2 separate regions of the Homo sapiens genome follow, and region 2 is linked to region 1. The links are chromatin loops, found by intact Hi-C in ENCODE. Cell type or tissue: gastrocnemius medialis. All regions are shown on one strand. Each heading gives the region's core, and the rest is flanking DNA. Links, peaks and the distances in the headings are about the cores only.

Region 1 (5,390 bases), core at 191-5,190:
GCCCTTTTGGTTTAGATTTTGATATTACACATCGATAATTCCATTAAGAGAGAAAAGACATTATGAAACTACATTTGTAGTATATTTAAAGGAGGAAAAAGCGGTGGGGAGGAAACAAAAGAGCGCGAGGGAGAGAATTAGAATGTGTTGGAATAATTTCTACTGTTTACTGAGGACCTACTATATACTAAACATCCTGCTAAACATTGTCCATCTATTATTTTTAATTCTCAAAAAGCCATGTACTAAACAAATTAATTCTTAATTATAATCCCAAGGGAAGGATATCTCCTCCCTCTTCCCCCAACCTCCTTTTCTGTCTTTGTTGAAGAACAAAAGATCAGGCAGATCAAATAACATTCAGTTATTGCATAGCTTACAAGTGGTAGAGCTGGGATTTCAAACTAAGTTCATCTTATGTTTTTCTTTATATACCACTTAATGTTGAGTTTGTATTTAGATCAATATTAGTAGAAAGAATGAAGAATGGACTGTTAATAATAATGTATGTTACCCATGATCAAGCCAGATTGTTGTGTTTTCACTTTTAAATAGATATTTACAAAAATACAATACAAAAGTGCTACTTCGCTTTTTAATAGCATGGTTATTACAAGAATAGCTTGCCAAGATCCTAATTCAAATGCCGGAACAGAAACATCAGTACAATATTAAGGGTACATGGCTTATTAATGAATATTGAAAATACAAACTCTCTATTTGAGATTTTATTCATAACTTAGTAAAACAATTCATTCCAGAGATGCTTGAATATTTAGTCAATAAATAATTCTACCTTTCTGAAGAATAAAGGATTTATGAGCATCTGCCTTTACCTTCACTGACAATAGTTACAGGTTACTTAGTATAAAGCAGGTGTCTAGTTCAATGCCTGACAAAACATAGGTCTCAGATACTTACTGAATGAAATAATTAATGAATATAGTTCAAAAAACATATTAAATGAAACTTTCTAACTTCATCTACAACCTGGCCAAACACATGCTTCAATGATGTTAAAATGTCGTTCTTAATACATTTTCCAACATTGGAATAACAAGTGATTCAGGAGAAACTATGTTAGGAATCATAACTTTTCCAAAAACAGTAAACCAGAAACTCCTGACAAATGCCCTATTTTTAAATTTTTTATTACGTGTATTAGCATATTGAATTACATGCACAGAGTCTGTACATAATCTTATGGAAACATTACCTTTTCTGCTAAACTATCAAATATTTGAACACATAGAGTTTTGCAAATAAAGCAGGAAGACCTATGCAGAGGGAGTCAGTTGGGAAGGCAGTCATTCATCAAATTACCTATGTTCTTGATCAAATCACTCTAGCTATATGTGGCCTTAGAATACACAGGAAAACAAGGGGTTTGCTCTAAAATAATTTCAATTTTCCATAAGTTTTCATCTTTTTTAAACGGTATGGTTGAAAGAGAGACTGATACTCTCCATTTGAATCTTTGTTCATAGCCCCTCTATACTGTGTTCAAATGAAAGTAAAACTATATTCTTCAGCCTCTCCTGCAGATAGGGATAATCAGTTAAATCTAAGTGGTTTACGGAGGGACATCCAAACATCTTATTTTGCCTCTTTGCATTCTCCCTATTTCTTGCATAGAACATGATTGTAAACATTGATGCTCCAGAAACCATATCACGACCCTGAAGATAGGAACCCTGAAGACTAAGCAACAATAGATGAAACTTGGCTTCTTAATCGTTTCTTGATATTATCATACCAGTTCTGAACTGATGTTTAATTTTTAATATTCATGTTTATTAATTTTATTTTAACTGTGAACACAAGGTACTGTGGATCACAGACTGAGTTCTTATAAATTACCTCATAGTAAATAAGTTTATCACCTCACTCCCCTTGACCCTAGACCTTATTCTGGGAGTGACTTGGCAAAAGCCAGGTCAAATGTTCTATGCTAGCAGCTGGATATTCCATAGGTGAGAAACAGACATTTTTTTCTCCATTTATGTTCAGAAAAAAGGCAGCCATCACATTCCTCCTGAAAGAAGAGAAAAAAATTTTGTGGATGGAATAATGATCCCTTTGAGATTAGATAGAAAAGATCCTGACTTCTCACTCTAACCTTTTGAAATGTAAATACATCCTTCTGGGTGCTAGACAAATCACTGGGTATCTTTTAAACTTCTAAGACACAAAGATGTCTTCGAGGTCTGGGCTTCATCTTTCCTAAAATGGAAATACTTTAAGGAGATATTGTTCTAGTCTCCCTGACACCTTGAGTCTTAATGTAAAAACCTAGTCCAAACTATAACCATTTGGCACTCTCAGATCAGAGCAATCAAGCAGATAAATGGCCACAGATCTAATTCTCATAAGTGAAGAGTAAAATATTCCTAGGGAAAGGGAAAACATTGTATATACTGTAAAATGTCTATGAGTCAGGAAGCTAGGACATTATATAAGAGTACTGAGGAATACAGAGAGCTTTTATTTCTCCACAACAGGCTACATCTAGACATCTACCAGAAAATGTTTAAGCCATTGTAATCACATATCTTTTATTAGCATGAAAATATAACTCCAAGTTCATAAAATGTTTGACTTTAAAGTAACAAAAATTTAGATAAAATCTAGCTTCCAGCTCAAAGGACTAGTGACTATCACAGCGCTAGAAACATATGAAACAATCAATACAGGATTACTGAATGCATGGAGAAATTAATGTGTTCATAAAAAGCAAATAGAAGCCACCCAAAATAACCCACATTACACAGCCAGCAAAGGTAGAAGCACAGGACTCAATATAATGGTTGCCTGAATAAATGCTTCCACTTTTACTGTCCTGTTTGGATTGCCCCTACTGTCTTGGTTTTATTTCAATACTAATCCCACACATTTGCATTTCTCTTTGAAAACATTCAATATTACCATCCTCAATATTCACCTAATGCAGGAATCAGCTTAAATATAGCTTATTCAGGGACAAATTGCAAGGTCATCTTAACTAAGTTAAATTATTTTACTATTTATTGCTTTAATACTGTTTATTTAACTTTCAGCAGCAATTATCACATTAAAATTGCCTATTAAAATCAACTAACATTACAGCTGGGTTGAAAGCTTGGTAAGAACCAGGGACACATTCGTGTTACAACTGACTGAATTCCCAGCATTTAGCTCAGTCAGTGCCTAACTTCTTTATTTTTTAAAAAATTAATTCCTCTGTCTCTTTTATTTTTCTTTCACAAAATGTTATTCATTATTTCCCAACAACAGTCAGAAAATGATCTGCTGTAACTTTGGTGGCATTTTTAAAATTGCATTATTTTCTAGCCATGAATCATTGTCCTATGGTTGTCTACTTTGCGACATAGCAGTGGACAAAATTACACTCCACAAAAAAAAGAGACGAAAGCAGATGATATAGCCCTAGAGAACTGATTTCCTGCTTCAAATACGTTTCCTGATTGAAGATTGCACACCTAGGAGGTGAGATGAGAGAGCTATTCTATAAAAGTGTCCAGCAGATGTACTGCAGTAATTCCCACTGTATTCATCATTTACTGAATTGCTCACACACCAGAGGTATAATCCAATGTAAATGATCTCATCACCCATCAGTATGAGGGCTCAAAAATTCAGCTTGGCCTCAAGCTAAAACTTGACATTTCAAGGTTTTCAAATCCACAGTAAGTAAGCAGTATGTTGATGACTTCCAAACGTCTCTTCTGAAACAGCACCAGCTTTTGAGAAATGCAGGTGTTTGGGATCTAGAAATAGAAGTGGCCAGCTGCCCTTGAGGTGCTTGGGGCACAGTTCCATATTTCCTACCCCTGATTTGGCCCTGAGCAAGGAACATTTTGTGCAGAAAATAATAGAGTTGACACCATTTGCATTCTGCTCATACAAATACTAAAGAATTAAATTTAAAAGGTTCATTTTAAAAGTATCCCTTCTTGCAGTTTCACTGGCATTGCTCTATGTGGAAGACATAAGGCATTCTCATGCTGTGAAATCAGAAGAACACAGAGACTCTCCAGATTGGCAGAGAATTTGAGAGACCACTCATGCATGAACACACTCCAAATAAAGGGGTATTGGACCTGAGGTAAGTTCACTAGCCCTTCTGAGTTGTGTTTCTTGAACTATGAAAGGAGAGAACCAGGCTAAATCATTTTACATATTCTTTCTGTATTTAACATTTTCTGATGTCATGATTCTGGCCAAGATTACACTGAGAATAATTTCACTCAGGAACATTATTGATCACCTCCTTCATTAATTCCATGTAAATTTTGTGGTATATTTATTGGACAAAACTTCGGCTTGTCATATATACCTGCAATCTAGGTTTTCTTGTACCATAGCACTTCCCAGCGGTGTGATCTTGACCAAAACACTTATTCTCCTAAATTTTCAGATTTTTTTTTTTTACTGTAAAATGGAAACAAAAATAATTCCATAAGGTTAAAGACAAAACTAGATGATAAGTTCCTGGAGATAACTAATTTTTCAAGAGATGTTCATTCTTTCTTTAACACAATCCCCTTAACAGCTTGTATTTTCAAGCATCTAAAATATATATAAAAAATTACAATAAACACATTTTTATTATGTATTTAACTCATTTCTAGTGGCTCCTGGGTTTTTTCCATTGCAAGCTGCATTTTCTCACTTCCTTATCTACCCCCTGATTGCAATTTACAGCATTACTTTATTCTATAATGTTATGCCATAATGTTAAGCTCATCATTCTTAGCTCCAAATGACAGATAATCAACTTGAATTACCTAAGAATAAAAGGGGTTAAGGTGTTTATTGAAATGACATTGCAGTGGCCTGACAAAGGAAAATCAATAGGTACTAAATAACTCAAAAACCTATGGTTTTAAAATCTTTCTCTTTCTCTCTCCCCTCCACTAGCAGTTATTTCTTATCTTCAGGATTATCCACATTACAGCGAATAAGCCTGCTGGCAATTCTTGTCATAGTCTTATAACTAGTTAACAGGAAAAAAAATAGAACTTCTCTTTCCTAGCTTCAGTATTTAACAAAAAATGCAAATTATTCTGATTGGTCTACTTTGATCATATGTTTACTGCCTGGACCAATCACAGAAGTCAGAACTGTGATCTTATAAATGGCTCAACTTAAGCTACACACCCCCTGTAGCAAGTGGAGATAGAGTCTGTTTCAGCAAGAGGTGAGGTAAAATGTGCAAAATAAACAACACTGTCAGGTGTTCTTGGAGCTTTGTGAAGTGACTAATTGCAATCCTAGCTGTGGACCTCTAGGAGAATAAAACTAAACATATACCAAACAGAATTGCTTATAAAATATCCTATATCCTACTATCTCCTTATGATTTGGAAATTATAATTGGGGGAGAGAAT
Region 2 (5,390 bases), core at 243-5,242, 59 kb after region 1:
TTCTTGTCCTGCTGCGATTACATTTTGCATGATATCTTTTCTTTCTTCACTGTTAAGATTGTATTTAGCATGGGCTTTTCTCTTCCTTTACTATTAAGGTTAAAAATTGGAAAATTCACATTGCATACAAGCTAAGCATATTGTCATAGATGGTAGAGATATACACACAAATAAGGAAAAAAATGAAGATGACTAGAATTCATTTTAATGTGAATTATGAGAAGAGAAGAGAAGGGGTCTAATGTTCACAGAGACTCTACCAGGTGCTAAGCTGTCTACATTTATTATTTATATTTAGTCATTATAAAAAAACCCAGAAAGTAGTTATTATTTGTTATAAAATATAAGTATCTAAGAAAAAGTTACAAAAAGTGCAAAAGAAGTTCAAGATTAAAAAAACAATAGTTTTAACTTTTTAAGTACCTTATTAAAAATATATCTGTACCAAATATATTACTAAGTACTGCATATGCAATATCAGCTTTAACCTTAGAATAACTATAGAATATATATTTTTGCCCCATCTTAGAAGATGAGAAATCTGAAGCATAAAGAAATTTAATAATTTGCTGAAAGTAACACAACTATTAGGGGCTTAAATCCAGACTTGACTCTTGCATGAAGACATGCCCCTTCTGCTGTACCACATTGTCCCTTGAGGGAACCAGAACGGCCAGGGAATTGGCCAATACATGAAGATAAAGCAAAACATAATTACTGGATAATTTTGATAAACAGCATCACTGGTTCAACAGTTTAGTTGATTATATTTACTAGCTAAGTCACAATCAGTTATATGTACTTACATCTCTCCAGACATAAAGAGATACTTGTATTTCCAAGTCTCTCTCAATATATTCTGATTTGAACATTAGCAAAAATGTACCAGTATAGAATAGATTCTTAAAACTCAATCGAAAATGGGAAAGATGTTTTTTTGGTCTTATAACAAGTGGACAGCTAAATTATAATGAAAAATAAATAAGAAAAACCTTATTTATCCTATGTAAATGTATACACGTATGAATATACTGTGTGGTTTTTTTTCAAGAAATAATTCCTTCACAGGCAACCTAGGAAATATAGTAATTAAAAATGCACTCTTTAAAATCAGAATTTTCAATCCTGCCCTTGCCAGTTTTTGGTACGAGACTTGCACAAGTTACTTTGACAAGCTAGAGAATTCTGAAAGACCTTTTTTTTTTTTTTTTTTTTTGAGATGGAGTCTCACTCTCTAACCCAGGCTGGAGTGCAGTGCCACGATCTCGGCTCACTGCAAGCTCCACCTCCCAGGTTCACACCATTCTCCTGCCTCAGCCTCCTGAGTATCTGGGACCACAGGCGCCCACCACCACGCCCAGCTGATTTTTTTTTTTTTTTTGCATTTTTAGTAGAGATGGGGTTTCACCATGTTAGCCAGGAAGGTCTTGATCTCCCGACCTCGTGATCTGCCCACCTCGGCCTCCCAAAGTGCTGGGATTACAGGAGTGAGCCACCGTGCCCAGTCCGAAAGACATTTTTTAATGTTGGTTTTAATTTTCCTTACTGAAGTCCATAAAAGTCTTAGCCAACTCCCCAGATTTGTGTAATTGCTACAACTATTGCACTTAGGTGAGGAACTCATGTGAATTCTTAGAAAGAAATATTTATTTCCTTCCAGGTATCATAACAATGCACACCTTCAGCTGAAGGCAGAACCCTGGGAAAAATCTTCACTCTCAGGGTGTTATTTCCACAAACACAAATACTATTCTTTTTTTTCATGTTTCCATTCAGAGTAATCCCCTTCATGAAATTTTCCCTGTAGCTTCACCCAGATGTGTGAACTGGTTCTCCTTTCCTAAATTCATATGGTATTTTATTTCTTTCTCCCCACCCTCCACCTTTACTTATCTGTATTCCGTCACTCTCACAGTACAAGTTTCAAGAAGGCAGGGGCTATTTTTTTATGCATCCTATTTCTACACAGACGTTAACATAAACTCCTCATGAGTAGCTTCTTCCTCAGAGTTGTATTAAGCATTTGATGTGTTCTAGACTCTAGCATAATAATCTCTTACATTTTATTGAGTGCTTCATCTTTGCCACAAGTATCTGATAGGGGCTTTTAGAACATGATCTCATTCAATTCTCAAAACTACGCAAAATCAGTCACATTATTAAACCTGTTTTGTAAATTGGGAGGCTGAGAGGTAGAGAGTATGGCCCACGGACCTAGGATCCCGCATTGGCAACATCCTACTTGGTCTCTGCTACCTCAGAGTCCACATGCTTGACCACTGTGTAAACACCACCCCTGTAGACATTCAGGAGATACTCAATGAACAAACAGATAAAAGTCAAGGACTATTTTCCTTTTCCTTTTTCTCCAGCTTTAAGATAAGATGTAAGCAAGTGATCATATTTTTTTCAAAAGATCAAGAAATTTCTTCATATAAAGAGTATTCAGGCCAGGCATGGTGGCTTACGCCTGTAATCCCAGCACTTCGGGAGACTGAGGGTAAGGGACACTTGAGGCCAGGAATTTAAGGCTGCAGTGAACTATGATCATGCTTCTGCACCCAGCCTGGGTGACAGTGAGACCCTCTCACTAAAAAAAAAGAGTATTCAAAGAAGCACATGTAAATATTTATTTGTCCTTTGAGTAAATGCAGTGACACATAATATATCTTGAGTGCTACAGAGAACATTCAAGTTTATTCTTGGTGATTTGTAAACTGCCAGTTACTTAGACCTAATGAGTTATGAAAGTCTTGGCCTTGCATTGAAAGTTGCAAAGTGAAGAAATAATTGCTTTGTATTACCTTTGGGTAGTCAGACCCATTACTTAAGCAATTAACCTTCACTTTCTGTTCCACTTCAAGAGAGGTAAAAGCAATGGTTTTAAACATTTCTTAATAATTATTAATCCTTACATACATTGATCCATATTATGAACAGCTGTCATTGCTTACCAATACTATAGACTAAAACTTTTCACCATATTGGAAAAAAAAATAGAGGATAGATGTAAGACTTAAATAGGTCAATTGTGAAGAAGAGGCTATGGCTAATTTGATGAGTAAATACATCCAAGCTGCTCTCCAAGTACAGTGGACTCTGAATTATTTTCTCATTTTGACCTTCTAAGTGGGAATTTAATGAGACACTATTGTAGTTACTTCAAAGACTGAATAAATCTAGGATAAGACAGACATGTTTCTACTAACACTGGATGAGCTGGGTTATCTGAAAATTGGGATTCATATTCTGTAAGAAATATGTGAAAAACCTATGCTTAACAGAGGAAAAAAAATTGACAGTGAGATTACTCCTTGGAATATAAAATACACGTGTTAACTTCCTCAGATATATAAATGGTTAAAATACGCAAAAAAAAAAAAAAAAAAAAAAAAAAGTCTGTCAATGTTAGAGTCCTAGCAATCTCTAAAGACTCTTAGAAGCATACATGGTCAAATATCCTAGGAACCATAGTTGCTTGGTGGGCTCTGGAGTCAGACTACCTGGCTTCCAATTTAAGCCCAGCATTTATTATTAGCTGTACATCTTTAATGTGACTTAGCCTCAGTTTCTCAAATTACAGTTCTGGGAGCACAGTTATCTGGAAAATAGTATGTGATCCAAATGTTAGCTAGTATTCCTCTTATTGCCTATTTTTAACTGACCCAAATGTTTCTAAAACTTTACAAATAAGAAACCGAAACTGCATAAGAAAAATGAAAAACCACAGCTATTGCTTGTAGAGCTCATAATATGATGCCATATTCATTTTAAGCCAAGCAAAGCCAGTTGTTATGGGTAAGTGGGGAGTGTGTTAATGCTGTTGCTTTTCGTATTTTTCTTTTCTTCTCTTTTCTTTTCTTCTTAGAGGCCTTGAATATGTGTAAAGAGAAATCTGTTATAACAAATCGGCCAGGCGCGGTGGCTCACACCTTTGATTCCAGCACTTTGGGAGGCCGAGGCGAGCAGATCACTTGAGGTCAGGAGTTCGAGACAAGCCTGGCCAATGTGGTAAAACCCCATCTCTACTAAAAATACAAAAATTAGCCAGGCCTGGTGGCAGGTGCCTGTAGTCCCAGCTACTTGGGAGGTTGAGGCAGGAGAACTGCTTGAACCCAGGAAGGGGAGGTTGCAGTGAGCCGAGATCATACCACCGCACTCCAGTCTGGGCAACAGAGCAAGACTCCATCTCAAAGAAAAAAAAAAGGAATCTATTATAACAAATCTCAGTGCTGTATGAGTGACAAAATTACTATCATAAGAACATGACAAAAGGCAAGAAAAAAATCCAGTCTAGAAACAACTGTCTACAAGATACGTTGCCTAACAGGATTAGTGCATATTTTTTCTGTTTAAATGCTCTAGGAGAGTTCATTATTTTTACGAGATTATTCTAATAAGGTCACTCTCTCCTTTTCTTGTTTTCCTCCTCCTTCTTCTCTCTTTCTCTTTCTCCCACCCTCTCTTCAATGATCTATGGTCAAAAGCACTGGGTGATACAGCCTATTACCCACTCAACAAAGATGAGTAACAGGAGCCAGTTTCTGAGAAGAAGGTTCAAATGGGACAGACATTCTAACGCATTCCATCCCTTACCTAGCAAGCATTCTTGTCGCTGTAAATAAATCAGAAGTTGCTTCTGTGTAGCATCAACATCGTATCTACAACTCTTGCCAATCTCAATGTTTAAAAACATTTGTTTTCTAAATAATCTGAAATCTGTAAGAATTTGTTTTCCAAAAGTTTTCTTAATCACATCTACAACTTCTAATCAGAGACTTCTGTCAAATAACTAGGTTTATGAAGTTTATTAATATAATTCTAACTTAAAGCAAATGAACTTGACCTCTTTATTAGTATGTTTAACTTTATCTCAGGTAAATGTGACAATTTTTAAAAGTTTTTACAAATATTAAAGAGACTAGTACTAAAATCTACTCCAAAGACTGCCTTAAGGGACTGAGGTTTGAAAAAGGATAAAGTCAATTCTAAAATTCACGCAATAATGGGATTATTTTATAGGATAATGGTCAGATAGAAAATGGTTTTATGCCAAGTAACAGCACTGATATCAACTATACCGATCTGTGTTTCATCTCAAGAAGAAAAGGGAAAGAAATCACACTTGAGAAAACTATGAAGCTTTCCGAGATAGAATGTTGTTAGAACGCTCTGTAATTGATGATAATGACCCTTGGATGAGTCTGTTTATATGTGATTTGTGTATCACGATTACACAAGCAGGAAAAATAAGCCACCGCTTTATGAAAGATGGGTGGAGATTTTCCAATCATTTTCCAAGGTTAAACTCAGACTCTATCTATGTAGTATCAGAATTTTTAGTTGACTTTTTTTTTCTATAATATCTATTATGGCAATGTATGTGGGAC

What was found. Hi-C counts contacts between places; a loop is a spot of excess contacts. Peaks named below come from ENCODE experiments on the same cell type or tissue, not always from the same donor. Only the 100,000 strongest peaks of a DNase experiment are listed, where the experiment ranks them.
Region 2: it touches region 1 in a loop (5-fold over the local background); 2 of 110 quality-filtered maps call a loop at or near these places.

Annotation. Positions count from the first base shown.
Region 1 is chr9:26,062,722-26,068,111 of GRCh38, forward strand. LINC03106 (long intergenic non-protein coding RNA 3106) reads left to right here and starts at 3,954. Exons shown (of 7, transcript NR_170894.1): 1 at 3,954-4,105. In gastrocnemius medialis, for the core only: no CTCF peak of the experiment used is centred there; no DNase peak of the experiment used is centred there.
Region 2 is chr9:26,122,137-26,127,526 of GRCh38, forward strand. No RefSeq gene overlaps it. Among named protein-coding and RNA genes, the nearest start is that of LINC03106, 58 kb to the left of the region's middle. In gastrocnemius medialis, for the core only: no CTCF peak of the experiment used is centred there; no DNase peak of the experiment used is centred there.